3 separate regions of the Homo sapiens genome follow, and all the other regions are linked to region 1. A link is a loop called in an ENCODE intact Hi-C map of the cell type or tissue named here. Cell type or tissue: heart left ventricle. All regions are shown on one strand. Links, peaks and the distances in the headings refer to the core of each region. The heading gives the core; the rest is flanking DNA.

Region 1 (10,370 bases), core at 3,104-8,103:
ACTCCAGCCTGGGTGACAGAGTGAGACTGTGTCTCAAAACAAACAAACAAACAACTACAACAACCACCAAAAAAACAGAGGCTCTGTCTATGGAGAATCCCAGAGGAGGAATGAGAAGTCATTCGAAGGCAGGATGTGGACAGGGCCTTCAGAGATGGCCCCGGTGCTCTAAGCTCACAGGGGAGTCCACCCTCCATTAAGGTTGCAGCTGGAAGGTGGGACGGAGGAGGGCGTCCCTGAGCTGGCCTTACTGGAGAAGGAAGATGGGGAAGGTGAACTGAGTGTCAGCTGGATAACATTTGACTGCAGCCCAGAGCTCACACGGGAGAAAAGGGGAACGAAAGCCAAAAAAGCTGGGGTGAAGTCACCCATAGAGGGAGCCCTTGAATGGCAGCTGGAGCAGGAGTTTTGACTTTATTCTGTGGCCACAGGGAGCCTGGGAGGTTCCAGGTTCTGAGAGAAGAGTGTGTGATGGGCCGCAGGTCTCAATTCATCAGCACCACGTGTTCTCCCTGGCATCTCCTGATCAGAGCGAGAGCAAAAGCAATGTTTCCCCTCATAGGCTGCTCAGGGCGGCCCAAGCCCGAGCCACACTCCAGAGGCCTGCAGGCTCAATCCACATTCCAACCCTAGGCCTCCAAAGCACATTCCAGAGTGGAGCTGAACACCCTTCCCTCTGCTTGGGGCTTCAGGAGGCCGTGATGTGAGTAGCGTTGGCATCATCTGCTCCCCATGTACTGCGCTTTAGTTATTTTCTCAAAGAAAACAGCCTCGGGTAGGGGAGGGAGCGTACCCATACCCAGGTCCCCCACAAAGCCTGTGGAATTTCACTCTGGGAAGAAAGAACTCTGAAATGGCTTAGAGGTAGGATTAGCTCAACTGCCTAAGCTAGGAGGACGGGGCCTGATCCAGCCCTCTCCAGAACACCATCTAGCCCTCAGCCCACTTGTCAGCTGCCCACTCAAGCCAGGCTAGGCCTGCCAGCATTGCCCTCCATCAGGACCTGCCCCAGACAGCACCCTTGACATGCGTTGTCCTAGCAACCCTCTCAGGTTCCCTGGAGATTGGCATTACATATCCCCATTTTACAGATGAGAAAATGAGGCTTGGACAGGGCATCACTGCCCAGGTTCTAGAGCCAGATCCAATCTGTATGCTTTTTCCATGCTCTGAGCAGATCAAAGAGATGCTGCAGGGTCACTGCAGCCATATGGAAGCACATGTACTCCCACAGCTCTCAGCACCCCCACTGTCAGGGCCACTGGGGCTCATGGCGCTAGAGATCTGACAGGCAGGGCGGGGCGTGGCAGGGGGTGGAGGGGTGTTGCTTCCCAACCCAGGGCAGATTCAAAGCCACACATTCAACAGGAGAAGAGGCAGGCACCCAACAGAGTATGCAGGGATGGCAGGCGGCCAGACAGGAGGAAGAACACAGAAGAAAATATACTTTAAAAAAAAGGATGGCCGGGCACGGTGGCTCACATCTGTAATCCCAGCACTTTGGGAGGCCAAGGCAGGTGGATCACCTGAGGTCTGGAGTTCAAGACCAGCCTGGCTAACATGGTGAAACCCCATCTCTACTAAAAAATATACAAAAATTAGCCAGGCATGGTGGTGGGCACCTGTAATCCCAGCTACTCGGGAGGCTGAGGCAGGAGAATCGCTTCAACCCGGGGGGGCGGAGGTTGCAGTGAGCTGAGATTATGTTTCATATAAGTTCCGAGTTGGCACATTCTGTTCACGTTGGCTGTTCTCTTTAGCCTGATGGTGGTGCTCTGAGGAAGCGGAGCAGGAAAGTATTTGTATACTCATTCCATAGATGAGGACACTGGATGAGGCCAGAGTTTCTGGACCAGGTGTTCATGTCTAGTTTCTTTGGCCAGTGGTTTTCAGCTGGGCTGCCCAGAGCCTCTGGGGTCCATGGAACTTCCCGGACCCAGTATACTTGGATCTGTCTTTCACACTAGCATTCAGAGGAGATTTTGTTTGTGCCTGCTAGAGAAAGGTCAGAAAGCCACTGTAGTACCAGCCCTGCTTCCTGAAGTTCAGCTGCTTTGCCCTGTTGGGGCAGCAGCAGAGGGCCTCAGCGTCATTGCCTGATGGGATGCTCAGCCTGACAACCAACGTTCCTGTGGCCACAATGCCCAGCATTAACAGCAGCTTAAATTGGAAGAGTCAGCCAGGGCAGGGGAAGGACAAGTATTCTTTCTCATCCCACCTGTGTCACCCCAACCAGCTGTATGCCTGAAGGCAAATTACCTCCCCTCTCTGGGCCTTATTTTCATCATTATGGAAGGGGTTTAAATGGGCTGACCTTGAAGGTCCCTTTGTCAAATATCTATGAGTCACAGGAGTGTCTATTGAAGACAGAGAAGTAGTCAGCCCATTTAAGAAAAATTTCCATCCAGATAGTTTAAATAAAACATTGGGTTAAAAAAAAAAAAGACATTGCTAAGAGTTTCAGCAGGCAGTTTTCATGGTTGCTGTAGTTCTTCAAGCCACAGAGATGAGCATTTGGAAATTAAAATGGGTCCTTATTTCTATTCAGTGGTCACTGCTAGGAAAGAGAGCCCAAGGCCCCTCAGCTGTCAAAAGACCAAGGCCCAAGCTGACGATTCTGGGAGAGGCAGATCCTGAATTAGGATGCCATGGCTCTCCTGCCACGCTGGGCTTGCCTTCGGGGAATAACGTGGTTTCCTCTTTATTCTGAGTGAAGATGGATTAGCTGTGATGCCAGTCTCTGAGCACAGCAGTGGGTCCACACCCAGGAAGTGTCTGGGAGGCGTGGAGCCTGCCGCTTCCTCCAGATGCTTCACCTCTAGGGTAAGGCATACACCCACATGTGTGTGTGCAACACTCTGCAAAAAGCTCAGTCCCAAAGTTAAGCTGCCAGGATTCAAATCCAGGTTCCACCTTTATTAACCAGGTAGCTCAAGTAGAGGACTTACCTTCCACCACCCTCCATTTTGCATCTATAAGGGGCTTACAAGAGAACCTACCTCACAGGGGTTTATGAGGATTAAATGAGTTCTTCCATGTCAAACACTTAGCACAGTGCCTGGCACAGACTTGGATAAATGGGGGCTATGATTACTATTCCCATGTAGGCAATAAATGACTACTTTCTCTCCTGTCCTTCCCAACCAGCTGGAGACCCCAGAGGTGAAGGCCCTGCAGGACAGGCTGGTGGCCACCAACTTGAAGATGAGTGACCTCCGAAACCAGATCCAGTCTGTGAAGCAGGAGCTGCGGATGGCACAGAAGGTCTTTCAGAGCCAGGGCTTGGGGCTTCTTGTGTGGCTGGGGCTGGACTTGGGAAGAGCACGGCTGGCACAGTGGATTCCTTTCTGGAGCCATGAGTGCTCAGTCCCTTGAGCACACTGCTTGCTCTGGGTCAGGCTCCAGTTCCAGTCCTTCCTCCCACCAGCCCTTGGTCCATAACCATTTGGTGGGCAGAGTCGCTGGCTACCTGAGCCTGCCACCCCCACCCCCGCAGCATACCTGCCCTTGTGGTGCCTGCCCAGCTCTAGACTGAGGAGGACAGCACTGTCCACCCAGGGAGAGTCCATTAAGCCTTCCCTGCACTACTTGTGCCCCAGTAGATCCTGGGTCTCCCCTTAATGTCACCCTTACTTAACTTGAAAGCCTGCCAACACCTGCCTTCTTCTCTGCTATCTGTAACAGAAAATGAATAGGTTACTTGTGTATTAAAGGACCCTTTCAAAGGAAAATGCTCAGACTTGGGACACAGGCCCAGCTGGTTCGTTATTTATTTTTATTTACATAGCGAATTCTCTGGCATTTGTCTTCCCTGCTGGAACCACTCAGACTGGCCAAGATTTCCAAAACAGTGTTCTATTGTGGAAACAAGTGCCAGAGACTTGGTACGCTGGATCGGGTTTCTGTGACAGGCTTCAGAGGGGCCCAGGTCACAAGCTGGAGCGTATTGTTTCTGCCTCAAAGCCTTGAGGTTGGGCCTGAGTGCTGCACTTCAACAACCGCAAAGCTGGGTCCTTCTTGGACCACAGCACCCCAACTGACATTCAGTAGCCCACCTTTTGCTGCACTCAGAGGTCCACTTGTCCGTGGGTTTTCACAAAGGCTAGGGTCCTGTGGTGATGTACTTCCTATAGCCAGAATTAGCTCAGCACTAGGTGACAGGTGAGTGGGTTAAGGAAGCAGGAGTTGGTCAGCTTTGTGGTTCAGTCATCCCAGAATATGTCAAGAGCAAGGGGCCCTATCTGGGCATTGCTGGCAGTTTCTTGGCTGCTCTAAGCATTGCCAAGAAATGCCAGGGATGATGGGTTTACTACTTTCCCAGGGAGAGCTGCCCTTGGGACATGGAAAACTGACCTTTGAGGGCTATGCTCTGAGATGGGAAGAAGATCGTGTAGGTGAAGACTGCTTCTGAATATGCTTCTAAATACGTAGCAGCATCAGGGTCTGGTGGAGCCCTCTCTTTTGGCCACATTGAAGGCCCTGCCTTATTTCAGGTTTTGGCCAGAGAGGTTGGGGAAGACATCAACGTTCAGCAGCTCCTATCTTCGCCAGGGACCTGGAGGGGTCGGGCTCAACAAATTCTTGTTTTGCAGAGCAAGGTGAGTGAGTCATCAGACTTCTCCTGGCCTGAACAAAGGATTTAAAACACCCCAGAAAGAGCTGCCCTGACCCCCTTAGAGACCTAAGCACACAGTACCCAAAAAAGGCCTTTAGGTCTCACAGTGCACTCGTGCGGGGTTGTTGTTTTACCTTCTCGCCAACCAGCCTGATTTTAATTTGTTATTTAATGAACAAGCTCTTATATAACACTTAGCACATGCCAGGCACTGGAGCTTAACAAATGCCAACGCCTTTGGTTTGATTTATTTTACTCCAGGCATCTTTTTTTTTTCTTAGTTTATGTAGATTTGCGTGACTGTTGTAATTGTAAGCTTTTTCCAGTTTTGTCCAGATGCTTGTAGTCTTTTGAAAGTTTAATTACCCAATAAAAATTTAGCCTTGTCTCCCTCTTTATTGTCTGAATATTTTGGAGCATACCAAAAGCAGCTAACAGCAGGGGCTCTGGAGCCACACTGCTCAGATTCAAATCCCAGCTCTCCACTCACCAGCTGTGTGACCTTAAGCAAGTTCCTTTAGCTCTGTGCCTCAGTTTCCTCATCTGTATAATGGGGATAATAACGATGCCTACCCCACAGGATTGTTGGGAGAATTGAGTCAATACTTGTAAAATGCTCAGCACAGGGCCTGGCATGGAGGAAGCACTGTATAAAAGTTAGGTGTGGTTCTTTTCCCTTTGTCCCTTCAAACTGAGAAACATGTGAGAAGGTGTATGACTTCCACCATTTGCCAAGCATATCACCCTTGTTCCCAGGGACTTCGAGGGTCACAGTGGCTTTTATCTTCAGTGTCTCCCATGGGATCCTTGAAGCCAATATAAAGGGGGAAAAACTCCAAGAAGCTAATAGATGATAGTGCATGGCCTTGGGGTTCAAGAGACCTGAGTTTACGTTTGGCCACCGGTCTGCCAACTCTGACCTTGGGCAAACCCCTTCATCTTCCTATGTCTTCATCTTCACACCTGTGAAATGGGGTAACATAAAATAACATTTGTAAAGCACCTAGGACAGTGCCTGACCATAATAAGCACAAAACAACTTACTTCTTATTGTCATTAAGTTACATGTCAAATTCTTTTTTTTTTTTTTTTTTTTTTTTTGAGACGGAGTCTCGCTCTATCACCCAGGCTGGAGTGCAGTGGTGCGATCTCGGCTCACTGCAAGCTCCGCCTCCCGGGTTCACGCCATTCTCCTGCCTCAGCCTCCTGAGTAGCTGAGACTACATTTGCCCGCCACCACGCCCGGCTAATTTTTTGTATTTTTAGTAGAGACGAGGTTTCACTGTGTTAGCCAGGATGGTCTCGATCTCCTGACCTCGTGATCCGCCCACCTCGGCTTGCCAAAGTGCTGGGATTACAGGCATGAGCCACCACGCCCGGCCCTGTATGTCAAATTCTTAAAGGTAACAGTATTCTTTAATGATTAAATGGAATTGCCTCACAGCGCCACACGAGGGCACTGGTGGGTGCCTTCAAAGCTGTGCTCCTGCCCTTTGCCAGGGAGCCTAGCGAATTGTGCTTCCTTTCCTGGCTCAAGTTTACCAACATTGTTTTGTCATTTGGTTGTGTTGATAGGGAAACCAGGGTCAGAAGGACCCTAGGAGTTGTCTGCTTCTACCCTAGCGTTATAAGGGTGATAAGGGCATTGTTCTGTGGGATGACATCTACCTGCCACTTGCTGAAGGCCCACATGTGCCAGGCTGTGTTGACAGCTTCACCTAGACCATCTTGGGATTTTGCAAAGTTACCTAATCCTAAAAATAACCTGTAGCATTTAAAATGCAGATTCCATGTCCCTTCCGCTAGAACTGTAGTTTGTTGATCTGGAGTAAGCACCAAGATTTCAGTCCAAGAAGAACCTCAGAGGATTCCCAGGCTCAGACAACTTCACAATACTGAATCCTCATAACAGTGTTACGCAGGGCAGTGTTACTCTTAGGCCCATCTTACAGATGAGGGAACTGAGATTCAGAGAGTTACCTGTGCGCAGTCACACAATCTGTGAGGCTTTGAGGCAGTCTGTTTCCAAACCCTGCCTTCCCCTCTTCAGTATCTCCTGTAAGTGACTGCCATCTTCCGAGAAGCCCACCCAGTCTTAGGTGGTCTGTCTGTTAGAAAGTTCCTCCTTGCCCAGCACTTTGGGAGGCTGAGGTGGGCAGATCTCTCGAGCCCAGGAGTTCAAGTTCAAGACCAGCCTGGGCAACATGGTGAAACCCCGTCTCTACCAAATTTTATATATATATATATTTATATTTATATATTTATGTGTGTGTGTGTATATGTGTATATATATATGTGTGTGTGTATATATATATATAAAATTATCCAGGCACAGTTGCCTGTGCCTGTGGTCCCAGCTGCTTAGGAGGCTGAGCTGGGAGGATTGCTTGAGCCCGGGAGGCAGAGGTTACAGTGAGCCATGATTGCACCACTGCACTCCAGTCGGGGCAACAGAGCAAGACCCTGTCTCTAAAATAAATAAATAAATAAATAAATAAATAAATAAATAAATAAATAAATATTCTTTCTTGAACTGAGACCTGCCATCCTATCCATCCCTGGTTCCTGGGGCCATAGGTCTGCTTTCCAGCCTCAAACAGCCCCTCAGAGATAGGGTGATTTTTCTCATTCACCATTTTTCTAAGCTGAACTTTCCTGGTGTCTTCCAATGTGTTGCTCAAGATGCCAGCTCAGATTGTCCCCCACCCCTAGTCCTCCTCAGATGGGGCTACCACAGCCATCTAGAGAGGTGGTTCCATCTTCAGTCTGTGGGGTCTCCTATCACACTTCTGAGTAGAAGAGGCTGGCAGAAGACCCATTGTGGAACGACGAGTTTTACCATCCTCAGGTTCAAGAGCTTGAGAAGCAATTGGGCCAGGCCCGGAGCCAGTCTGCGGGAACAGCCAGTGATGAGTTGTCTGTCTATCCAGACCCAAGGAAGCTGTCGGCACAGGAGAAAAACCTGCTGAGGATCCGCAGCCTGGAAAGGGAAAAACAGGAAGGCTTGGAGGTAACGCGTGCCTGAGGAGGTCAGCTGGGCATGTGGGAACGAGAGATCATGATGGTGCCTGCAAGGGCTCTGAGGCACATGTGGTCAGAAGTCTGAGCCACCCCTTCTAGGCAGGAGACACCTGGGGACCTGGGTCACCTCTGCATGTTCCTCATGTCCTGTCAAACCAACTTGAGCTGCCTGACTGGGACCTCACTGTGAGCCCATTTAATGAACTTTTCGTGGCCCCATCCTGGCTGTTTTGGAGGTGCTATACCTGAAATTCTCATTGTAAAAGGGAGAGGGGGAGGGTCATGGCCCCAGAAGTATGATAGGGTTAGATGGGGCTTAAAGGGGGAAAGTTCCAGGCTGATGAAAGAGGTAGGCAGGCTGGACTCAACACCAGGGGCCGCATCTCACTGGCTGCGTTGGGAGTGTCAGAACTCTAACTCTACCAGGTTTAAGCAACAAAGGGAAGTCATTGGCCCATGTAAACGAACAATCCAGAGGTGGCCTAGCTTCAGGTGCAGATCGGGGCCTTGCTCTCAGCACCTTCTCCTGGGTTGGCTTCACTCTCTTCCACAAGGACCCTGGGTAGTCCCAGCTTCTCTCCTCCAATGCAGCCTCTACAGACAAAGGGTTTCTCTTTCCCAATAGTTCCAACAAAGTCCCAGAATTGAGTGTCTTTGGTCTAGCCTGGGTTATGTGACCATCCTTGAGCCCATCACTGTAGCCAAGAGTACAGGGTGTTTTGATTGGTCAAGCTTCAGACACCTGCCCCAAGGTTTGAGGGGATGAGTTAGCCTCCCCAAACTTGCAATGAGAGTAGGGAGTAGGGGCCACTTTAAAGAAGGTAACAGAAGCAGCATGAAGAGGTGCAGGCAGGCCATACAACAGGCCCACGTAGTGGCCCTGGCAGTGAGCTACCTAACAGTGAGGACTTGCCTTTTCATCTGGAGACTTTTGCCTGTGAGCACCAACGCTGGGTTAGGCCCTGTGTTAGGAATGCTGTAACCATGACCACATTGCACCTCCCAGCGCTGTAGACCATCAGCTGTGAGGAGGGAAACAGTGAGACCACAGAAGTGGACAGGGCCTGCTGGGCTTTGTATGCCAGCCAGGACTTTTGGCCTGTATCTTGAAGGCTGTGGAGAACCACCAAACGGTTTTTGTTTTTTTTTAGATAGAGTCTCGCTCTGTTGCCCAGGCTGGAGTGCAATGGTGTGATCTTGGCTTACTGCAACCTCCGCCTCCGGGGTTCAAGTGATTCTCCTGCCTCAGCCTCCCAAGTAGCTGGGATTACAGGCACCTGCCACCATGCCCGGCTAATTTTTATATATTTAGTAGAGACAGGGTTTCACTGTGTTGGTCAGGCTGGTCTCAAATTCCTAACGTCAGGTGATCCACCTGCCTCGGCCTCACAAAGTGCTGGGATTACAGGTGTGAGCCATTCGCCGAGCCCACGACAGGGTTTTAATTTGTGGAGGGAGGTGGTCAGCTGTGCATTTTGGAAAGGTCACATGGTTGGAGCAAGAGGAGGAATGGGTTGGAAGAGGAATGGAAGGCAGAATAGTAATCCTGGAGACATGACCAAAGATCTTTGCCAAGATAGTGGACTGTCATGGAAGGGCCAGACACCTGGGACAGTGAGGACAGACTTTCTAGGGCTCAAGGACTGATTGGACTTGGAAGAGAGATGAGGAGGAAGAGTTATAAAGGACTTCTAGGGAGTATAGTGGGTGGGTAAGGGAGACAGGGTGGGTTCAAGAAGAGAAAGGGAGTTGAGATTTGGAAATGCTGGGTTTGAAATGCACCTAGCTTGAACTTACATGTTAGTGCAGAACAGATTATGTTGAACAGTTGGGCTGACCATAAGCTGCAATAGCGGGTGGAAGGAAACAGCTTCCTGCATGCATTCCCTCTGGCAGGCACCCATAAGAGCCTGGAGTGTGTAGGCAGGAGAGCAACAGGTGAGTAATGGCTGCCTCCCTGCAAAGGGCTTGTGTCCTATAGATTCATGTTTTACTTGTTTTGCATTTCTATAATTCACTTCATCAAGGATATGAAAATACTTTTCCAGCAACAATTCACCCTCAGGATCAAGCAGGTGATGTCACCCACTGCCCAAGCTCCTCCCCAATGTCTCCATCTTGTCTTTATGGGTTTGCCTAATCTAACCTCTGCCCCTTCACTCACTGTGCTCCAGCCACACACCTTCTACCCCAGGGCCTTTGCTCTTCCCTTCATCTCCTTCAGTCTCTGCTCAGATGCCACCTTTTCAGAAAGGCCTTACCTGACCATATCCTTCTCGCTATTCCTGTTTCCTACTTTCAAATTAGCATTTGTCACTATTTGACATTATCTGTCTCCTCCATTAGGATTATCAGCTCCTTGAGGACAAGGACTGTTTTGCTTTTTGCTGTCCCCCAGCATCTATAACAATACTAAGCCCATAGTAGGCCCTCAGGAAACCATAGTAGGAAACCTCAGGAAACCCATAGTAGGCCCTCAGGAAACCCTCGAGAATGAAGGGATGATTGAATGAGAGACTCCGAAGATGTGTGCTGCATGTGAGTTTCCAGTTGGTAGCTGACAAAGCAAGGTGCTGTCAGGGGTTGTGCCAAATAATCATGGAGGAAGTGGGAGAAAAGACCCTCCTTTCTCATTCTAGCTCCTGGTGGTGCAAGGTGCTGCAGTTGGAACCTAGCCCAGCACTCTTTTTCTAAAGTATGGCTTTTCTCTTTTCCCCTGCTTGGGGAGGGGCTT
Region 2 (10,370 bases), core at 2,294-7,293, 84 kb after region 1:
CTTTACCGGCAGTGCTATGGGCGCCCCACCCACCGGTGCACAGGCCCAGGAGGGACGAGGACGCTGGAGCCAGCCAGGGACAGGTTGTGGCAGGACCTAGAGGGAGGATAAGGCCTAGAGCGGGCCTTTGGGGGAGCAGAGATGGACACAGCCACACTTGTTCCTTCTGGTGTGGGATATATGGCCAGAGTAGCTGGTGAGGAACTGGGGTGCTCTGTGAGCAGCCGCCCTGCCCCTGCCCCACTAATAGCACCTTGAAACCCTACCAGCACTGCCCAAGCCTCATCCTAGGACTCTGCCCCCAAAGCTGGTGCTGCCAGTCAGCCTGTCTGCCCAAGGAGGGTCTGGCTCACAGCGCTGTGAGGCACAGCAGCTTCTGGGGACATCTCCAGGACTCAGGACCCTTGGTGCCACCTGGTGCAGGTCAGGGATCCCTGGGCCTGCTGGCAGCAGAGTGGGTGGGGAAGGCAAGTCCCTGGGGTCCAGCCCCTGCCTGCCCCACTCCACACAGTGAAGCACTGGTCTGCAGTCTCCGCACCTCGCCACCCTCCACCCCCCACGCTCACCCAGGTCCAGTCTCAGGCCCTGCCTCAGTGCTTGCGGCTCTCAGACTGGGTCTACACCTCCTCAGGGGTTGTGGGGGTGGCACGCCAACTTCTCCCCAAACCCTCCAAGATGAGGAAGCAAATTAGGGGCATAGAGGACATGGGGATAGGCTGCTGAGGCTGACCCAGGCTCCAACTGGCCAACCCCTCTGGCACAGGCCTTGGCAGAGGGACTGGCCACACCTGCTGCCCAGGCCCCTTTCTTTCTGCTGCAGACCCCCAGCACCCCCCTCACCTGGAGGGGAGTGCTGTAAATAGTTTCTTTTTCCTTCACTTCCAAAAAAAAAAAAAAGTAAAGGCTTCAAGGAGTCACAGAAAGGGGGGGCACTTGGGAGTGAGATGCCCTCCACCAGCTCTGGGGCCTGCCAGCCTGCATACCCCTCCTCGTCGGGGCCTCAGGCAGGGTACATCCAGCCACTTCTGGAGGTGGAGCAGGGCCCAGGCCCGCACTACTGTGCTCCCCGGGAAGGCAGTGGGTCCCTCCTGGAGTGGGCCCTGACTCCAGGCCCCAGCGGGTGCACGGGTGCAGCTCGGCAGCTAGTTGTTGGCGTTCATCCTCCCGCCGGGGCTGGCAGTGGTGGGGAAGAGCGGAGGCGGGGGCGGCAGGTGGGGCGGGGGCGGCAGGGTCTGGGGCAGCCCCGGGAGCAGGGGCAGTGCGTGCGCCTGGGGCTGGGTTGGGGGCAGGCCTGGGGCAGCGGGGACGCCGTCGCCGGCCAGGGTGTGGCTGACGCGGAAGCACTTCTCCTTGTGGGCCTTGAGCATGTTGGAGAAGCGGAAGCGCTGGCCACACACGTCGCACGGGTACGGCTTCTCGCCCGTGTGCGTGCGCCGGTGCCGCTTCATGTTGGGCCGGCTGGTGAAGCTCTTGCCACAGATCTCGCAGATGTACGGCTTCTCTCCTGGGGGTTGGGGGTGGGCAGCAGGGCGTCAGTGAGGGGTCGCCACACCCCAGTCTGGGGCCAGCCTCCGTCTCCCATGGAGCCATAGTGGGGCCCAGCCCCGGCGCTCTCAGATCCTCCCCGACCCTGGGGCATTTTGTGCCAGCCTCACCCAACCCTGGGAGGCAGGAAGCATGGGTAAACGGAGGCCCAGACTTGAGAAGGGGTGTGGCCAAGATTATTCCAGGTGTCCTGAGCGGGGCTGAGAAGGGGTCCCAGGCCCGGCACCGAGCTCCGTCCCCAGGGGCAGCCGCACCTGTGTGGGTCTTCATGTGCTCATCGAAGTACTGCTTCATGTTGAAGTCCTTGCCGCACCATTGGCACATGAACTGCTTGTGGCCAATGTGGATGCTCATGTGTGACCGCAGCTGGTACTTGTACTGGAAGCGCTCATTGCAGTTCTGGGGGTGGGGTTTGGGGGTGAGGCCCAGGCACAGAGCAGAAGAGCAGCCTTTGTGGAGGGAACAGCTCCCCTGTGGCCACAGGGCCAAGGAGGGACACACTCAGGGGCTCCTGGGCAAGGAGATGGGGACATGAGGGCAAGCCGAGGTGCATCTGGGTGGGCAGTACATGGGCACAAGAGGAGAGGCCACAAGCACCCAAGGCTTAGGTGGGGAATGGGGGTCGGAAGTGGGAAAAAGCCAGAGAGTAGAGGGAGCCCCATGCTTAAGGCACGAGGTCCCTCATCCTTCCTCCTGATCAGACGCCCAGCCCCTGCCCCCACCTCCCCACCTGCAGCTCTGTTGTCTCATCTGAGCTCCAGGCCTGGGATGCTCCTGAATCTGCCTCCCCAGAAAGCCTGCTCCTAGGGCTGTAGCCCACACACACTTCCCACCCTGAGTGTGTGGGGCTGGGTTGGGGAAGGAAGGGCAGGATGGGAGTGGGCCAGAGAAGAGTAGGGGCTGGGTGGGAGTGGGAGGCAGGGGCTGCAGACCTCAGAGGGCAGGGCTCTCTCTTTCTGGACACTACATTCCACCCCCTAGCCCTTTGTTTTTCAGCAGCTGCGCTCCCTGATTCCTGCCCCTCCCAGGTGACCCCTCGGGCAGGCCAGGCAGGAGATGGAAGCTCACCTCACATCTGAACGGCTTCTCCCCTGAGTGCTGCAGTGAGTGCACCTTGAGGGACATGCTGCGCTTGAAGGACTTTCCGCAGGTCTCGCAGGTGAAGGGCATGTCCTTGGTGTGGGCTACGAGGTGGGCACCAGGGCCATCATGTTTTACGGGCCTGCCCAAGCACCCCGACGTTGGGCCCAGACCCTGCCTCCTGGGGCAGCCCTGTGCCACCACCCTTCTCTGGGGCTGGCCTTATACTCTGTCCCAGGACCTGTGCTGATTCCCAGGAGAGGCCCCCTGCCTCCATGGCTGGGTCTCCTATCTGCTCTGAAGGTCTGCCTCAGACATGCTGGGGCTCTGTGGTTCTTTAGCCTCTGGTCAAGGGAAGTGGCCAAGGCTGCCTTGCCCCCAAAGCTTCAGGGAAGGATGGAAGGACCCTGGGTGGACCTGGCTTCAGCTCAAATCCCGGCCCGACCACTGGCTTCCCACTCAGTCTCTCTGGACCTCCGCTTCCTCTCCTATAAAAAGGGACTCATAGTGGTCCTGAGCTTCAGGGGTGGTGGGCTTTAGAGGGGACATATGCAGAAAGGCCCTGGTCTCAGGCCCTAGCCAGCAGTCTGGAGGAAGTTAGCTGCACTCCTCCCAGCACCCACGGATGGGTGAGGACTAACAAACTCTTCAAGGATCTGGTAGGTGGCCACTGGAGACAGAAGGCTCACCTTCAAGCTCACAGACACCAGTCCTGGTTTACCCAGCATGCTCCTGGCTGAGACCTAGGCCGCAGGGTCCCAGCTTCCAGTCAGTTCATGCTGGAGGGCCCCCAGCACTGTCTCATGGAGAAAGGGATTAGGACCTGGCCAGGGGCTCACTGTCTGCCTTGGCTACCCCTCCCCCTCAAGGCCCAGACTTGGAGCGGGCAAGGAAGGCAGGGCTGTAGGGACATGAGGCTCTGCCAGGCCCACATACAGCAGGTGGGCAGCCTTGCCTGGGGCAGTGGCGTGGCCAAAACACACAATTGGGGGACCTCCTTACTGTGTCCAGGCATGAACCCTGAGGGGAGGCTGCATTCAGAGAGGCCTGAAGCCCTATGAGGACCAGAAGGTAAGAAAGAATCAGAGGCACAGCTGTCATCAAACTGACACAGGGCCTGTACCAGCCCATACAGCACTTTGTATAATTAGGAAAAGGTATTCTTTTCCCTGGGTGGACACGAGCCCGTGCCAGGATGCACAGCCTGGTTAGCAGTGTGCCAGCTTGATTCCGGTTCCCACCTGCCATCTTGTCCAGGCACCCTTGTGCAATGTGCAGCCTGCCCAACTGTACATGCCAGCCCTGGCCCCAGAGCCTGTCCAGGCTACACCTGCCACTGGAACCAACCTCCCCAGGCCTCCTAGCTGAGAGGGGCCTCCTCACCCCTTCACATTGCCCTTGGATGTGAAGTCTTTCCCATCCACCAGCCAGAAGCTGGTCCATCTCTATCCTCTGGCTCCATCCCCCAGTGGCCCAGACTTACCAACCATGTGCTTACGCACGTGGGCCATGGTGTAGAACTTCTTCTCACAGATCTCGCATGAGAACTTCTTCTCTGCGTAGCCGTGCACAATCTTGTTATGCTCATGGAGGGACCAAAGCTTCTTGAAAGCTTTGCCACATGTCACACACTGCAGAATAAGAGGACTTGAGGCCCTGGGTCCTGAGTCCCCAGGGTCTTGGACTTGGGCAAGCTACTGCCCCCGTCTGGCCTCAGTTTTCCCACTTGAAATATGCTGGAGAGCCCTTGATGCCAACAGCCAGCCAGCTCTGATGTTTCTAAGGTTGGGGATGAAAACTCCTTAAACACCCCCAAACACACAGCCTGGTGTCCTCCTTCATCCTTGAGTTAACTAGGGTCAGGGGTCACCTCTTCCAGGAAATTCCCCACTCTGGGCTCATTTCAACAAGGGCTTCCAAAGGCATCACCCTTTGTCTGTCTATAGAGGTAAGGCAGACAACTAGCTGAAGGGCGCCCTCTGGTATGGAGGCTACACGCAGAGATAACAGGTCCCACAGAGTGAGCCATTATCACTGCTGCCTCCTCCTGCTGGGACCTGTGCCATGACACCATGAATATCGCCAAGAGGATGAGTCCCAGAGGCGTTGGCTGAGGAGGACAGCAGGAGGCTCAAGGTCCCATCAGGCACAGAGAGTGGTGGGGGATCTTGGGGACCATATCCCCCCATTTGTTCTCCTGGACCCTTGTCCTGCCCATCTATGCAGGACACCCCACAGGGATGGAGGCTAGGCCAAGGCTTGGGCAGAAATTGGTCAGGGTACTCAGGTTGGATGGGGCAGAAGCTTCTTTTTCCTTCAGGAGGGAGACTCAGGTGCGCAGCAGTTAGAGCATCAAAGGGCAGCCCAGCAGGCGGGCAAGTGGGCACAGGTACACAAGGGTGGGGCAGGATAGCAGGTGACCCCCGGGTAACACTTTCTCCACAGGGCACTGCAATTAGCAATTAGCGCAGGCAATTAGCACCCACCTACCTGCTACCTTTCCCCCTTCTCCTGGGCCAGAAGAGGTGAAAACCACCCGTGGGAGCCTGGCTGGCCCTGTGCCACCCCACCCTGAGAAGTGAGGCTGGCACAAACAGACTCAGGCTGGCTCAAGGCCCAGCAGCCAGCTCAGCTCCCCTGCTTACCCCAGCAGCCTCTGCTCTTCCCAAATTTCTCACCCAATCCCTTTTTCCCAGGCCCATGGGAGCTGGCATCCCCAAAGAGCTGAAAGTGGGGGCTGCCTCCTGCTGGGCTGCCCCCTCCTCCATACAGCACTTTTGTGGGAAGTGGAGGATGGCATCCCTCTGGGCAAACCCCTCCTCCCATCGTGTGCTCACTTGCTGCAGTGCACAACCTGTGAAACTATACACAGTGGCCCTGCTGGCCTTCCTACAGCCCCCGTGTTTGTTAAAACCCCGTCTGACTCATCCCACCCAGAGTGGCCTGTCTTCTGGCCTTGTCTGCTCAGACAACTCTCCACTCTCATCCTCCCAAGTCCATGTGTCCCCTTTGTCCCTCTGGCCAAGGGTACTGTTTGTTCCAATCCTCTGCACATCTCTTCATGCGCCCAACTCTATCCACCTCTCCCAGGAAGCTCGGCTTGATGTTACCCCTGAGCTCTAACCACCCTGAGAACTGGGCCTGGGCCAGCCTGTCTGGGGGCTAAGTCTGGTCTCCGCAGACCACCTAGGTAATGCAGTCAGCAAGACACTAGGTGCCCAGAGCCCAGTTATGGCCTAGCCCCACCTGGACAGCCTCTGCCCTGCCCCCAGCCACGTGAGGCCCACCTGGATGTTGCGCTCGCAGTCTGTCTGCCTGTGCAGCAGCAGCTCGCTCTCCAGCAGGAAGCGCTTGCCGCACTGGTCGCAGATCTGCATGCGGCTGTGGGTCACATTCATGTGTTTCTCCAGGTACCAGCGGTTGTTGAAAACTCGTGGGCACTTCTGGCATGGATGGTGCTGCTTCTCCTCCAGCTTCACCTTGGCCCCCAGCCCATCAGTGGCTGGCGGCCCTCGGGCCGATGCAGAGGCCACTCCAGGGGGTGGCTTTGGCCTCTTCCCACCCCGCCGCCCAGCTTCTTCAGGTTCAGGGGTACCCCGGCGCCGGGCGTTCTCCCGGGACCGTGTGGCCATGTGACTGTGGGGAGGGGGGTCTGCCCGGCTGCTTCGGCTTCCCCGTGGCCCCTGCTTGCCCCCAGCCTCCCCCTCCTCCCCCTCCTCCTCCTCAGAGCTCTCTTGATCCTGCTCACTAGGCCCTTCCTCCTCTTCCTCCTCCTCTTCCTCTTCCTGCTCACTGTGCCCGTCCTCCTCCTCTTCTTCCTCTTCTCCCTGACTGCCACCCTCTTCCTCCTCCTCCTCCTCCCGTCCACTGCCACCACCTTCCTCTTCCTCTTCTTCCTCCTCCTCCTCCTCGTCGTCCTCCTCCTCCTCGTCCGAGTGTCTCTGCAGCCCGTCCTCCCGGCCCAGAACCACGGTGGCTGGGCTTGGCCCGGCACCTGGCTTCCCCTCTGGCCCCGTGGACACGTGCAGTGTCTGGTTGTTGAGGTTCACCTCCACGATGATCTGGGATTGCTCCCTGCGGCTGTAGGTGCCAGAACCCCCAAGCTCTTCCTCCAACTCTTCTCCACCCTCCAGCTTGCACAAGCTGGCTGGGGGCCCACCGGCCTCCTCGACACCACCCTCCTTCTCCTCCTTAAAGAAGGGCTGGGCTGGCCCAATGGTGGCAGGCACTGTGCCACCAGCAGTCCCTGCCCCGTCCTCAACACGCACCGAGTAAGGGTCAGGGCCCTCGCGGGCATAGATCTTGGGCAGGCCTGGGGTGTCGGCCTCCTGCTTGATGTCACAGTAGTAGGGCGGCGCAGCTGGAGTGCAGCTGGCAGCCGGCTGGGCCAGGGCCACAGTGCCCGGACCTGGTGGGCCTAGAGAGCGGGCGTCCAGCAGCTCTTGGCAGGACGCAGCGATGTCAGCCATCTGCAGCAATGAGGCGGCGCTGAGCACCTCGTGGACGTTGGCCGCGTTGACCAGCAGCTTGGACGTATAGATGAAGTTGAGGATCTGCTGCAGGCCACCAGGTGCCAGTGCCTCCAGGGACAGCTCCACACGCTGCAGCTGCTTGTTCTGGGTGAAGAGTGAGTGGAAGAACTGGCTGTAGGCGGCTAGCACACCCTTGTGTGCCGGAAAGACGCTGCGCTGGGGCACCAGCACCAAGTCCACGTCGCAGAGGTCAGGCTGGAAGAGGCGCTGCTCGTTCAGGCGGCCCATCAAGCAGGCAAAGTGCAGCGCCACGTCCTCCACCAGCGAGAACTCAGCCGCCGGGGAGTCAGTTGTCTTCTCAACCAGCAACTGCGGGGACAGAGGGCACAGGAGTGGGTCAAGGCCAGTGGGCCCCTGCCCGCCCTTCCCCCAGCACCACTCCCAGCATTGCCAGCCATCCAGGAGGCAGCCCATCACTCGTGGCTCCACTTTACAGCAACAGAGCCGAAACTAGCAAGGAAGGGATTCAAGCCTGAGTGAGCTGCCTCAGAGCTCAGGCTCCACTCGTGACCCTCTGAGGCTGAAGATCAGGTCCTGTCACTTTCTGGGCCTCTGGGTCATCTCCTGGGAAATGGGAAAAGTCATCCCAGGAAGGGAAAGGGAAGGAAAGGGGATGAAAGAGAGACCACAGTGACCAACCATCCAGGTTTGCCAGGGACCTGGGCATTTTCTGGGGTGCAGGGCTTTCAGTGCTAGAACCAGGACCATCGCAGGCACACCGGGACCAGGTGGTCACCCCAGGAGGGCCACAGGCATTCCTTCAGCATTTCCTCAGCCCCGTGGATTCTCTCCACATATTCACTCACACATACCAATAAAAGCAAGCTTGCCCAGCCCCAAACACCTCAAGAACAGAAGCCGGGCTCACTGCTCACTGCCCAGTCTCTGGCTACAGAATCCAAGGGGTAGCACCTGAGGGAACCCCTCATCGCAACAGCCATGTGGCTGCTGCAGAAGTTGAAACCTGTGAAGAAATCCAGGCTCAGGGCCTATACCTTCTCCCCACTCTGGTCCTGCTGCACTGCCTGGTGAGGTCTCCTCATCACAGCCAGGGCTTGGGCCAGGCTGCCCCCAACCCCTGCCTGCAGCCTCAGGCCTAGCCCCCAGCAGCTCTCTCTCACTCAGGGGCTCTGCAGGGGTGGAAGGACACAGCTGTGGAACCTGCCTACCATGCTTGCAGGCAGGAGGCCCCCAAGGCCTGCCCCAGATCCTTTTCCCGGTAGACCCCCAGACCCCAGGTCAGGTACGGTCCATGTCCACAGGCTCTGGGAAAGCCCTGCCTTAGAGGCCACACCATCTGGGGCTTCCAGAGCCCTAGCGGAGGCCCTCAATGTCTGATGGGTCAGACTATCAGGCCTGTGGGCCACATCCAGCACCTGTGAATTGCCTGGAATAGAAGCCAACTCAGTCACCCCGGCTCTACCACAGCAGCCTCCCCAAAAGGTGGGCAGCACAGACAGGCAGCCTGCCCAGTCCCTGCACGAGAACCATCACACAGTGATGTGCAGATGTTGTTAATATCCACCAACCACCAGCCCAGCTGGACCAGCACCACTGGTTCCAAGTTCTGGCTCTCCTCAGGGCCTGCCCAACCAGGTCTGAGCCTCCTGCATTCGGGAGGTACCTTGCCACAATATTTTGATGGCCACAAAACCATCAGCTCCATAGCTGTCAGTGCCTCCCTGGGGACCCTGGGATGAATCCTGGCCCCATCCATCCACAGCCTACCGCCCCCCTTCCCCATGCCAGGCCTTCCATCGCCAGGAGAGCAGTGGGTAGGCTGGGATTGGGCAGGGGTGGTGGTGGTTGAGCTCCACTTCTCAGTCACCTGAATGAGAAACCTACCGTGGGCCTCAGCAGGAGCCTCCCTGAGCCACCAGGGGCCACCTGTCTCCAGGCCTGCCCTGGACCCTGCCCCCTACACCCAGCAGCCAGGGCAGCAGCCATCCTGTGTTCCCTCACATCCCAGTCTGGCCAGGCCCCTGGCCAAGGCTACCATCTTCCTTGAGTTCTCCACTACACCCCTTACCCCAGCCAAGAAGCCATCCATCTCCCTCTGTCCCAGGCTGTCCAGGCCTGGCCAATCTAACTGGGACGTGGCACCAAGCCCCTCCCATCTCCCTCCTCTGACTCATTCTGATTCATCTTCTGGGACCAACCCCTACTACACAGATGGAGAAACCGAGGCTCAGAATGAGAGGGTTCCACAGTCCAGAGCCCCTGGACTCCCAGCTCCGCTAAGACCACCCCTTCCTTGCTAGACCCCACATGGCTGGATTTCTGAGCCTTTAATGACTTAAAAAGCGAGAACATCCCGCCACCTGGAGACCAGCCGTGCTTCCCCACACTCACCACTATCCCCTCTACCTGCTCCCTCCTCCCTAGAGCCACTGCACCTGCAGGTCAGTGAAGGATCAGGGTACAACTTGGGTTGCAACAGGGGCTCCTTAGGGCCTCCAGGGGCCAAAGACTGGCAGGAGAAGTGGCTTGGATAAGGGTTTGCTGAAGCCAGGCCTGTTGGGGGAAGTCCACCCCAGGCAACAGAGCCCCAGATCTCTCTGCTCTCCCTTTATGGAATGCCCTCCACTGCCCACCTGTGCCCACCTGCCACAGGGAAAGGGCAACCTTCCCATGTGCACTTTGGCCTCTAGGCCAAATGAGGCCTGACTTTGGCCCTCTGGCCTCTCAGCAGGAAAGGAGGGGAGTGCTTTCTCAAACACTCCATTGCTAAGGTAGTACTCTCAGCCAAGGCAGCACCATCCTTGGCCCTTGGGGGGCCCTAAACCTCATGACCTGATTGGACTCTCTTGACTGGGCACAGAGATGCTGCCCGAGTCCACAATTGGCAGCCCCTCAGCAGGGTTCAGCCACCCCCATGTCTGGCCCCTCCCACACAATGCCCACCAGCTGTGCTGGCCTCCACAGCCAGATGTGCTGGTTCCCGGAAGCAATGCGTGCCCCTCCCCATCCGGCTGTGCCAGCTGCAGTCCAGGTCACTCCAGCCTAGCTAAGATGCAGGACCAGGGAGGTGGTCAGGCACTCTGGTTGCCAGGGGGTTTCATGCCCTCAAACCCTTGCCCCAAGTCAGGCTGGGGATTGGCCAGGTGCCAGACATCTCTCCAGGCTGCTCACCCAAGTCAGAGCCTTCTACACCTGAGGGGTACCTTGCCTCACTGATGAGAAGCCTCATCTCTCTACCCTGCCTCAGAGCCT
Region 3 (10,370 bases), core at 1,766-6,765, 510 kb after region 1:
GCAGAGGAGGCAGGGGACTAGATGTTTCTGTGAGGTCTAAGAACACAGGGGGAATGCTCTGACTGAGAGAGCCAGGTGCCAAGAGGTTGTGGTGAAAGAGTGGGGTAACTGATTTTTAAATTTCAGAAGTTGAGTGATTTCAGGTGGTAAGTTCAAGGATATGGCTTTGGGAGAGCTCATCAGAAATGGAAGGGTGATGAAGGCCAAAAGAGATGAGGAAGTAGAGGAACTGGGAGCCCAGAGCCAAATGGGTCATCCTTCATGGGTGGCTGAAGTTGTCCAGGTGACAGAAAGACTTAAGATGGTGAAAAGGACAAAGAGTTCAGAGTTGACATAGCAAAGAATTAAGGGAACCTCCAAGAAGCTGAGGGAGGGAGGTTGAGGGTAGCAGTTGGGAAACGTGAACTTCAACAGGGCAGGGGTTTTGAAAGAGGATAACGGAAGAGGAGCACGCCAAAGGCTGCAATAGCAAAAAGGACCAGAGCCCTCAGGAACATGTGGAGGAAGAATCTGTCCCACAGCAGGGTTCTTAGGGACCAGCCAGGTTTGGTCAGATGTGAGGTAGAGGATTCTTGTTGGTGGAGGTCACAGATGTGAAGGAGTCTGTTTACCTGGAACCGGGTACCAGGTAACAGGAAACAGCTGAGACGGCATGGTTCTGAGGAAGACAGGAGCCGAAGGGGCCCATTCCAAGGCATCACCTTCTTCCCACTCCTCTGCGCCGTGAGGGTGATTTGCTAAAAGCAAAAATGACAAATTATTTTTTAAAAGTTTCCTCATTGGGCTGGGCACAGTGGTTCATGCCTGTAATCCCAGCACTTTGGGAGGCCAAGGTGGGCAGATCATTTGAGGTCAGGAGTTCAAGACTAGCATGGCCAACATGGTGAAACCCATCTCTACTAAAAATAATACAAAAATTAGGCAGGTGTGGTGGCATGCACCTGTAGTCCCAGCTACTCAGGAGGCTGAGGCAGGAGAATCACTTGAACCCAGGAGGCGGAGGTTGCAGTGAGCTGAGATCTCGCCACTGCACTCCAGCCTGGGCAACAAAGCAAGACTCTGTCAAAAAAAAAAAAAAAAACTTCCTCATTTAGCAACTGGAAGTTTATTAGGTCTAGTGAAAAGTGCCTTTTACCATAGACATCCTCCTTAAAGGGTGGCCTATGGCTCATGCCAGTCCACAAACTGTCCCTGATGAAATAAGAACAGAAACTGAGAGTAAATGGTTACTTTTCAAGCAATTTGCATTGCCACGTTGTCCAAGTACATGCCAATGGTGTGGACCATTCAAGTGTCATTGCACTCTAATGGTGAGTTTTGGGTGGACAGGCAGCAAACTGACCACAGGCAGGAGGACCACATTACAACCCATGAGATTTTAAGGTTAGTTTGTCAACCGTAAGTCAAAAGCATATAAAAATCTGAGCAAATGTAAGCATTTCTTTTTTTTCTTTTTTTTTTTTTTTTGAGACTGAGTCTCGCCCTGTTTCCCAGGCTGGAGTACAGTGGCGCGATCTCTGCTCACTGCAACCTCCACCTCCAGGGTTCAAGCGATTCTCCTGCCTCAGCCTCCTGAGTAGCTAGGATTACAGGCGCCCACCATCAGACCCGGCTAATTTTTGTATTTTTAGTAGAGACGGGGTTTTGCCATTTTGGCCAGGCTGGTCTCGAACTCCTGACCTCAGGTGATCCGCCCGTCTTGGCCTCCCAAAGTGCTGGGATTACAGGCGTGAGCTACTGCGCCTGCCCAAGCATTTCTTTATTTTTCTAACTTGTTACTTTTACCATCAAGTTAATTCTAATCAAGTTTTTAAAAATTTATAGTTTAATATTATTATCTAAGTTGGAGATATAAAATTTGTATTGTTCATTTGTTAGCCAGACTTTACAGATTGTAAAACAAAGCCTCATAGAAAAATTTTGGCCAAAAAATTACTTTAAATGTCTTATCTTCCTTTCCAACCAACATCTCTCTCTGAGGCTGGTTTCTCTATTGTGAGTGTTATTAAAAGAAAACACAAGCTTATATGTTATCCCCTGCAAATAACACTATTGTTAATCTGAACTAGCTGAGATAAATTAAAAGAATCCAATCCTCATTTATCACATTAAAAACTTGAATATTGTATCAGGCAATATTTGCTATAATTAAAAAAGAAAATAAAAGAAAAAATAAAACTTCAATATTGATATATATTCAAAGTGAGAGTATGTATGTAATATAAAAAATCACGGCTTCACTTGTAACTTTTTGTTTAGTTATAACTGCAGAATGACAGGAGTATAATAGTGAATCTGTATTAAATGCTCTAGGTACACTTTCAATGAATAATACGTACTAACCTCATAATTCTTTTATATTTCCCTGTTTGTTCTCATATTTTTAAAAGGTAATTTTTTTTTTTTTTTGAGACGGAGTTTCACTCTTATTGCCCAGACTGGAGCACAATGGCACAATCTCACTCACTGCAACCTCTGCCTCCCAGGTTCAAGCGATTCTCCTGCCTCAGCCTCCCAAGTAGCTGAGATTACAGGCATACGCTACCAGGCCCGGCTAATTTTGTATTTTTAGTAGAGACAAGGTTTCACAATGTTGGTCAGGCTGGTCTCAAATTCCCTGACCTTAGGTGATCCACCAGCCTTGGCCTCCCAAAAGTGCTGGGATTACAGGTGTGAGCCACTGTGCCTGGCTTTGAAAGGTAATTTAATGTCTGTTGAAACTAATATTTTAAAATTTTGGCTTGTATTTTATACTTCTTTGGATGTATTTTATTTTTCCTGAAATTCTTTATTATTGTATTTTATAAAAATATTGGCCCATGATGGACAGATGATACAAATTTTAAAAAACAACACACCAGTCTTTCACCACTAAGATTTGAGAAGTATGGTTCTATGCATCCGTAAAGTCCCAGAGATGTGGCTGGCTATTTACACCAGATTAACTGCCCTTCACCCCTGTGAACAGTCACTCTGGGTCAGGACTCGAGCCTTGAGAGGGCAGCAGCAGAGGGGGACCAGAGCCAGGACTACAACTGGTGGGGTTGGGGGTGCTTACATACTGGGTTCCTGAGCCAGGCAACTCCACTTTCTTTGGTGGGTCACTTCCACAGTTTCTGCAGAACTCTGGAACAGCTAAACACACAGTACAATTTCTTCTCCAGTCATAGGCTAGTGGCCCAAGGGTGGCAAAGGCCACCATTGGCTGGAAATCATGCAAACAGGAGAGTCGGGGTCCAAGGCTACTGCTGCTACTCTGGTCCTTAGTGTCACAGGTGACTTAATAGAGGCCCCAGGGAGGACTATGAGTTTATGCAATTGAGGTGTGGGAGAACAATACATCACTGTTCTTTCTTTTTTGAAAAGAAGTACTTAAGCCTTTGCCTGTCACTTGAGAATCTCCTCTATCAATGGTCCCCACTGCTACCAGCTGCCTGGCCCTTGGAAACCCTGCTGGATTCTGCCCTTCCCTGCTCTTGGGGGGCCCTAGGTTCCCTCTCTTACTTTTTTCCCCTGAATCTTGTCACATCGATGTACAGGCATTGCTGAGCCTCAGCGCTGCTGGTCCTGGAGGCTGCTGGTCTAAGCTAAAGGCCTGGATTTCTCTCACTGGTTTTCAATTCTTTGGGACTTCAGAGCAGGATCAGCCTGAACTTTGGGCATTTGGCATGGTGAATGCCCAAGTACTGCCAAGCAAACATTTCCTTTAACCCTGGATTCAGTCATCGTGCTGTGGCTTTATAGAACTTAGGAACTACAGGCTAAAGTAGTACGGAGGAAAGGCTCTTACTTTCGGATGTTTTCAGAAAAAAAAAGCAAAGAAAACATTTTCTAAAAAGAAGATGCATTAGAAAGGAGCGGGTTGATTTCATAAGGTGGGAAGCACTCTAATACAGAATACGTTTTGTAAACTTTTTAAAAATGTCTTTCTACTTCCTGGTGCAGCAGGATGATAGGCAAGGTGGCCTCCTCCTCATTCTATGATTAATTTCTTCACTTGCACCCCAAGCCTGTGCACACGCTGTCCTCTTGTTCTGGAATGCCTCCCTCCAGTTCCCCTGGAGAACTGAGACCATGCTCATGCCTTCTTCAAGTGGCTTCTGAGACCCCAAGCAGAGGGACTCCCTCCACTGTCATCATGACCACTTCTGCTGCCTGCGCAGACGGAGCCCCTTTCAAGGGCTGGGACTGTGTCGGTTCCTCTCTGGATTCCCAGAGCAGCATGGAACTGAGTCACACTGAGGGAGGACTCAGGACATCTTGAGACGAAGAGTGGGACGGAGGAACCCAGGCTCAGGAGGGAAGACTCCTCCACCTAAGGAGTCCTTGGGGATCTGGCATGGCACCCCTACCCACCCGCCTTTCCCCCCTCCACCACCCCCCCGCCCTCCGCCAACCACAGCAGCCCCGAGAATCCACTGAAGCTCCAGAAGGGACGTCAGACTCCTGGTCCCAAGGAGGGGCTCTGGAATGTGAGGGGCCAGGCCTTCTTCCTGGCCATTTCCTCTCAACTTGCACCCCAGAAACAAGCACTCTGTTTACAGTGAGGATGTTGGGGGTTCCAGGAGGCAGAGTTGCCCGCCCTGAACTACTTTCCAGGGAAAAGCAAACCCATCTGATCTTGTGATTGGATTAGGGCGGTTTCTTCAGGTCTTTTGCTGTCTCCAAGTGCCCTCTGCTGGCTACAGAAAAAGAATTCCTTTTAGGATATGATGTTTTTGAGCCGTGAGCTCAGATGCACAAAAAATTTCATTTTTTTCTAAATCTCGACTTAATCCCTATTATAAGCTCTCAATTGACTCAGGTAATTCAGCATGACTTTCTTCCTCCACCAACTTCTCCCCAGGTGGCATCTAGGTTCTGGGTGCTGGCACTGGCCAGAGCTGCGGGGGAGGCTGGTGTCCACTTCCTTTGTCCTGTTGGCAAGGCTCTTCAGGACATACCTGCCTCTCTGCTCCCAGGCAGTGTGTGGAATGATTCCCACATCTGTCTGGGGCCAGGTACTTCAGGATCTCCTGGGACTTCTCCACTGAGACGTATCTGCTGGCACTTCTACTTCCTCACTGCCCCATGTGGTCCCTGCCCTGTGATGGGGTGAGTTGCTGGGGAGGGGCTCTGGAACATCCTTACTTCCCCAGGACCCCTGCCAAATGAGCTCATCTGTCCTTGGAGCCCCAAACTCATCAGGGGCTTCTCCTATAACCTTGGATGTGGCCCACAGATGGGGAAAGGACAAAGGCTCCCACACCGGTTGAACGCTGGCATCCCTTCCAACTCCCACGGCCTGGAGAATCTGCATGAAGTCCTTGTCCTTTGTGTTTGGCAAGCAGGAGTAGCACAGGAGGAGTAAGCAGTAAAAAGAGAAACTGTTTCACCAACTTGATGATTTAAAAATTTTTAAATATATATATATATATATATTTTTTTAAAGAGAGAGAGAGAAAAACTGGCTCCACAAGTTTCCTTCTAAATCTTTTGGTCTCACACCAAAACATGTACTCAGCTTTGTCCTTCCTTCCTTTCATGTTTGAAAACCAGGAATTTTATTATCTTTGTTTTCTGGTCTCACCAAATGCCTCTTTGACAACTTCTCCCTTAGGCCATGACGTCCTCTTTTGAACTTCCTGGGCTGGGAGAAGGGCTTGGGATACACATGAAGAAATTCGGCATAGAACAGGGACGATGCACCAAACCACCTTGAACATCCTCCCGTCACACATGAGACAGAAGAATGCCTTCTAGGGTTTACAAAACATCTATCAGTAGAGGGCATTAGAGGGCTTCCCATCTTTTGAGATGAACTCTTTTTGCTCCCACACCTTTTTATTATTTAAGTTTATTCTTTACTTTTTCCGAAAACACTTCAAAGTGACTTGCAGACACCAAGCCCCTTTATCTTAATCCTTTAGCTCCTAGGAAATAGGACATGCCCTTACATATACACAGTGCAATTATCAATCTCAGTAAATTTTATATTGATACAATTTTAAAAATACATGCTATATATTCAAATTTCTGGTTGTCCCAACACTGTCTTTTATAGCATTTTTTCCCACTCCAGTATCCCATTCAGATCATGAACTGCATTCGTTGCCTTGTCTCTTTATTCTCCTTTAATCTGGAACAGTTCCTTAGTCTTTGTCATGAAACTGACAATTTTTAAAGGGATAGGTACATTGTTTTACAAAATAATAAATGTCCCTCAAAATGTCAACCACATGGTTCAGGTTTTGCATTTGTGGCAGGAACAGCACAGCATGATGTGTGTCTCTCCCAGTACATCTCATAACAGGTGATGTCTTATAGCAGTTTGTCCCATTTTGGGTAATGTTAAATTTTACGACTTGTTTAAAGTGGCGTACCACAGAGTTATCCACTGCAAAGATATTGTCCCCCCTTTGTAAGTAATAAGCATTCTGTGGGAAGATACAATGGGTGTAAATATTCTGCTGCCTAACGAATTTTTACCCAATGGTTTCAATATCCATTGTTGTCTGAATTAGTTAGTATTATGGTTTCAAAACGGTGGTTGTTCTTTTTTTTTGAAACGGAGTTTCGCTCTTGTTCTGGAGTGCAATGGCACGATCTCGGCCCACCGCAACCTCGGCCTCCCGGGTTCAAGCGATTCTCCTGCCTTAGCTTCCCGTGTAGCTGGGATTACAGGCATGCGCCACCGTGCCCGGCTAATTTTGTATTTTTAGTAGAGACGGGGTTTCTCCATGTTGGTCAGGCTGGTCTTGAACTCCCAACCTCAGGTGATCCGCCCGTCTCGGCCTCCCAAAGTGCTGGGATTACTGGCATGAGCCACTACACCCAGTGAAATGGTAGTTTTTCTAATTCTATTGTCCCTTCTGTATTTGTCATTCACCTTCCTTCTACTGTAAGGAAGGGCATAGAGGAATGCATTCTAGGATCCCCTTTCCATCCTTCCTCTGCTTGGAATGCCTTCCCCACTTGGCAAATCCTGGAAACCCAGATACAGGGTCACCTTACCTCAAAGCTTTCCCTGCCCACCCACTCTCTCTCTCTTCCTTTCAATTAAGATGGGCTGCGGCTATCTGACCTTCTTAGAGCCCCTGAGACAAGGAGAGACTGGAAAGGGGAATTTGCGTCCCACAGCAGAACTCCCACCCAAACTCCACCTGGTCTAGTGCAGTGGGTCTCAAACTATGGTGCACACCAGAATCACCTTGAGGGCTTGTTAAAACACAGATACCTGGGCCCTATACCTGGGATTCTAAGGCACTATCAAAAAATCTTACTGGCTTAACAACAAAGTTTATTTCTCCATCAGGTTACATGTCAAATAGGTTGGCAGGAAGCTCTGGTCCACATACTTGGAGACTCAGGATGGTGGAGACTCCAGCACTTCAATACGTGACCTGAGGGTTTAACACACAGGAAGAGAGGAGCACAGAGTCATGCACGGGTTTTTCTCTGCTTATTGCCCATTGGCCAGCCACTAATCATGTGACCTGCTCGACTGCAATGGCTGGGAAATGGGGATCTGATGAATCATTTGGTGAGCACCATAATTTCTGCTACCACCACGCTCCCTCGATCCTACCAGCCCACTACCACACAGGCCTTCTCTTAGTTCTTCGAACGCACCAAAGTGCTTTTCTGCCTCCGGGCCTTTACACCAGCTGCTCTCTCTGCGGAAATGCTCTTGTGCCAGATCTCACATGCTTCACTCAAGTACCCCTCCCTGGAGTGGCTTTCTCTTACTGTCCAATCCAAAGCAGCCACCCACTCCTTCACACCACCCTGTTTTAATTCTCTGCACAGCCCTTGTTATTCTACACTTGGTGTTGTTCTCTCTAGATTGTACACTCCGTGACAGCAGAAACTGGCTCACTTATTCGTCCCCAGTACTTAAATGCCTGGCACATGGTAGGTGCTCAAAATACATTGACTCAACTAATTAACTCTAAGGTGCATTACTGTTTTCATGTCACAGGTTTAAAAAAAAAAAAAATGGAGGACCTAAAGAGGGTAAGTGGCTTGCCCAAGGTCACACCACTGCCAAATGGTTAGCACCTGACTTAAAATCCATGATGCCACATCCTACCACAGTGTTTATTTGCATAATCTCACTGCTTTCAAATATTGAGGTGGCAGAATATTTATTTTTTTCTTTTGTTCTTCTCACAATTCTCCATCTGGTGGACCTCCACTGTCCTTGGTTGTCTCTTAACTCTATGGAAGGCAATTTGGCAATAACCATCCAGGAATTTATTTCACAGATGTACTCACATATGTGGACAATTGCATATATGTAAGGTTTTTTCATTACAGTACCGTGATAGCAAAAGATTAGAATTAACCCAGTGACACCAGGCACAGTGGCTCACACCTGTAATCTCGGTGCTTTGGGAGGCTGAGGCAGGAGGATTGCTTGAGCCCAGGACTTCAAGAAGAGCATGAGCAACACGGTGAGACCCCCACCTCTACAAAGAATACAAAATAAAAATTAGCTGTGCATGGTGGCACACACCTGTGATCCCAGCTACTTGGGAGGCTGAGGCAGGAGGATTACTTGAGCCCAGGAGGTCAAGGCTGCAGTAAGCCATGTTCGTGCCACTGTACTGCAGCCTGGGCAATGGAGTGAGATCCTGTCTCCACAAAAAAAAAAAAAAAAAGAATTATCCCAGTGACCATCTGTAAGGGATGGTTCATAAAGGTATGTATAATTCACAGCAGGTGTATGCACACAGTGGAATAGTACACAGCCCTGAAAAGTGAGGGACATCTTCAGAGTCTGACTGGAAAGTTGTCTAAGGTATGATATCATGTTGAAAGAAAGAAGGCATGTAACAGTATGTGAAGTATATGCCTTTCATTTAATTTTGCAAAGAGCTAAACACTTTCAAGTCTTACATAAAGAGATCGTCTCCTTGATGAAAAGATAAAAACAAAATACAAATCAGAATACCAGTGTGGTTTCCATCATTTGAACTTATTTTATTGATACTCATTAGTGAATAAAATTGTGTTGATTTTTGATGCATTACAACACACTTTTTGGTAGTGGTTGCACAATGTTGACCGTTTATTTATTTACTATACTAAGTATTGCAACCTCTGAACTGCCAATTTTTACATGGTATTTCTGGCAATGATGAGTGGCTTCTCTCTCTGAATACATAAAATGGTCCATTCAGTCCATGGTTTTCATATTCCTTTGTTATTCTATCTACTGCTTTAAAATACATTCAAATAAAAAGATATAAGTTACTTGCAGTGAATGCACACATACAACAGCAGGGAGAGCTGAGAACATAATTAACCAATACTCTTGTGTTCAGAGAATAAATAGTCTGAAACCGTGGGACTGAGGCTTGTTCCTTAGGGGCTTTCTCAAAGTATCCTTGGTGGACATAAGGTTACCCTCACTCAATGGAAGGACACATCTTCTGCTGCCGGGGAGGACACAGCATGACAGTTTCATTTATATGGGATGTTTTCCTTCCATAAATGTCTGGAACACGGTGTCACAGGACACCATGGTGTACAGTGCAGCCCTCAAATTAGAATAAATAAGTCACATGGTTGGACTGGAATGCCACAGACACACTATGACTGAAACTGGAAGGAACGAGAATGTTTATTTAAAATACGGCAGACATAAATAATAAATAAAAGTTTAAAACTTAATCGGCGACAGCAACAGGACCAGCCTCCCTTGTTGCATTCATGATTCTTTTCACAAGCACCTGGATCTTTTCCTAAGGATAAAAAGAGGCACAAGGAGACAAAAGGCTTTGGAGGGAAAGAAAATATCTTGTTGTGACCATGTGCTGTTCTGAAACAAGAAGGAAAAGCATGTGGGCATTGAATGGCTGCAATCAAAGACCGCATGGTGACAGCACCCTGGCCAGCCTCGGGTTTCAGAAAAAGCGCTGGAGCCAGCGGAATACCAAAGCCTTGTTTCCCCCTGGAACCGGTTTGGTATTATGCCTGGTTGTGGTTCTTCCCCTCTACATTTGGTGTTGACACATTTCTTTAATAAGCTTTTTCCCTATCCTTTTTCCTTTCAGTCCTATTGTTAAAGGTGTCTTGGGTCCGGTCTTAAATCAATTTGGTTGTGACTCTGGGTCCCAGAAAAAAGCTGCTATCTCATTAGCGGCTTGGTGTGTTCGAAATTCATATTTGAACCACATAGAAAACATACACTACCAGTACCATTACTTCCCTGCATATATATGTAAAAAAAAGGAAAAATAAAACAAATCACACAGAACACAGAGGGGCTGCTGAACAACGCAGCATGAGTGTAAATACATTCTCTTTCGGGTCAGACATTTGGCCTGACAGCTGATTACAAAACACAGGATGACTTCAAGGGGAAGGCATGAAAACAAAAGGTC

What was found. Hi-C counts contacts between places; a loop is a spot of excess contacts. Peaks named below come from ENCODE experiments on the same cell type or tissue, not always from the same donor. Only the 100,000 strongest peaks of a DNase experiment are listed, where the experiment ranks them.
Region 2: it touches region 1 in a loop (4-fold over the local background); 73 of 110 quality-filtered maps call a loop at or near these places.
Region 3: it touches region 1 in a loop (4-fold over the local background); 4 of 110 quality-filtered maps call a loop at or near these places.

What each region holds. Positions count from the first base shown.
Region 1 is chr3:42,740,151-42,750,520 of GRCh38, reverse strand. It overlaps CCDC13 (coiled-coil domain containing 13), which reads left to right. Exons shown (of 16, transcript NM_144719.4): 6 at 3,148-3,264; 7 at 4,494-4,598; 8 at 7,464-7,625. CCDC13-AS1 (CCDC13 antisense RNA 1) reads right to left here. Exons shown (of 4, transcript NR_046732.1): 2 at 9,434-9,546; 3 at 7,455-7,595; 4 at 5,363-5,578. Among named protein-coding and RNA genes, the nearest start is that of CCDC13-AS1, 13 kb to the right of the region's middle. RefSeq lists enhancers at 2,842-3,342, 3,343-3,843. In heart left ventricle, for the core only: a CTCF peak has its summit at 6,071 (motif pointing right); a DNase peak (open chromatin) is centred at 6,070; H3K27ac peaks cover 2,149 bases.
Region 2 is chr3:42,655,371-42,665,740 of GRCh38, reverse strand. It overlaps ZBTB47 (zinc finger and BTB domain containing 47), which reads right to left. Exons shown (of 6, transcript NM_145166.4): 2 at 5,913-7,466; 3 at 4,109-4,256; 4 at 2,614-2,729; 5 at 1,800-1,944; 6 at 1-1,504. The coding sequence starts at 7,385. The coding sequence ends at 1,143. Among named protein-coding and RNA genes, the nearest start is that of ZBTB47-AS1, 6.2 kb to the right of the region's middle. RefSeq lists enhancers at 231-731, 1,577-1,626, 4,588-5,497, 5,498-6,408, 9,070-9,364. In heart left ventricle, for the core only: a CTCF peak has its summit at 4,623 (motif pointing left); DNase peaks (open chromatin) are centred at 2,818, 5,194 and 7,075; H3K27ac peaks cover 2,791 bases.
Region 3 is chr3:42,224,345-42,234,714 of GRCh38, reverse strand. TRAK1 (trafficking kinesin protein 1) reads right to left here. Exons shown (of 16, transcript NM_001042646.3): 16 at 8,825-10,370. Among named protein-coding and RNA genes, the nearest start is that of CCK, 37 kb to the left of the region's middle. In heart left ventricle, for the core only: a CTCF peak has its summit at 4,678 (motif pointing left); no DNase peak of the experiment used is centred there.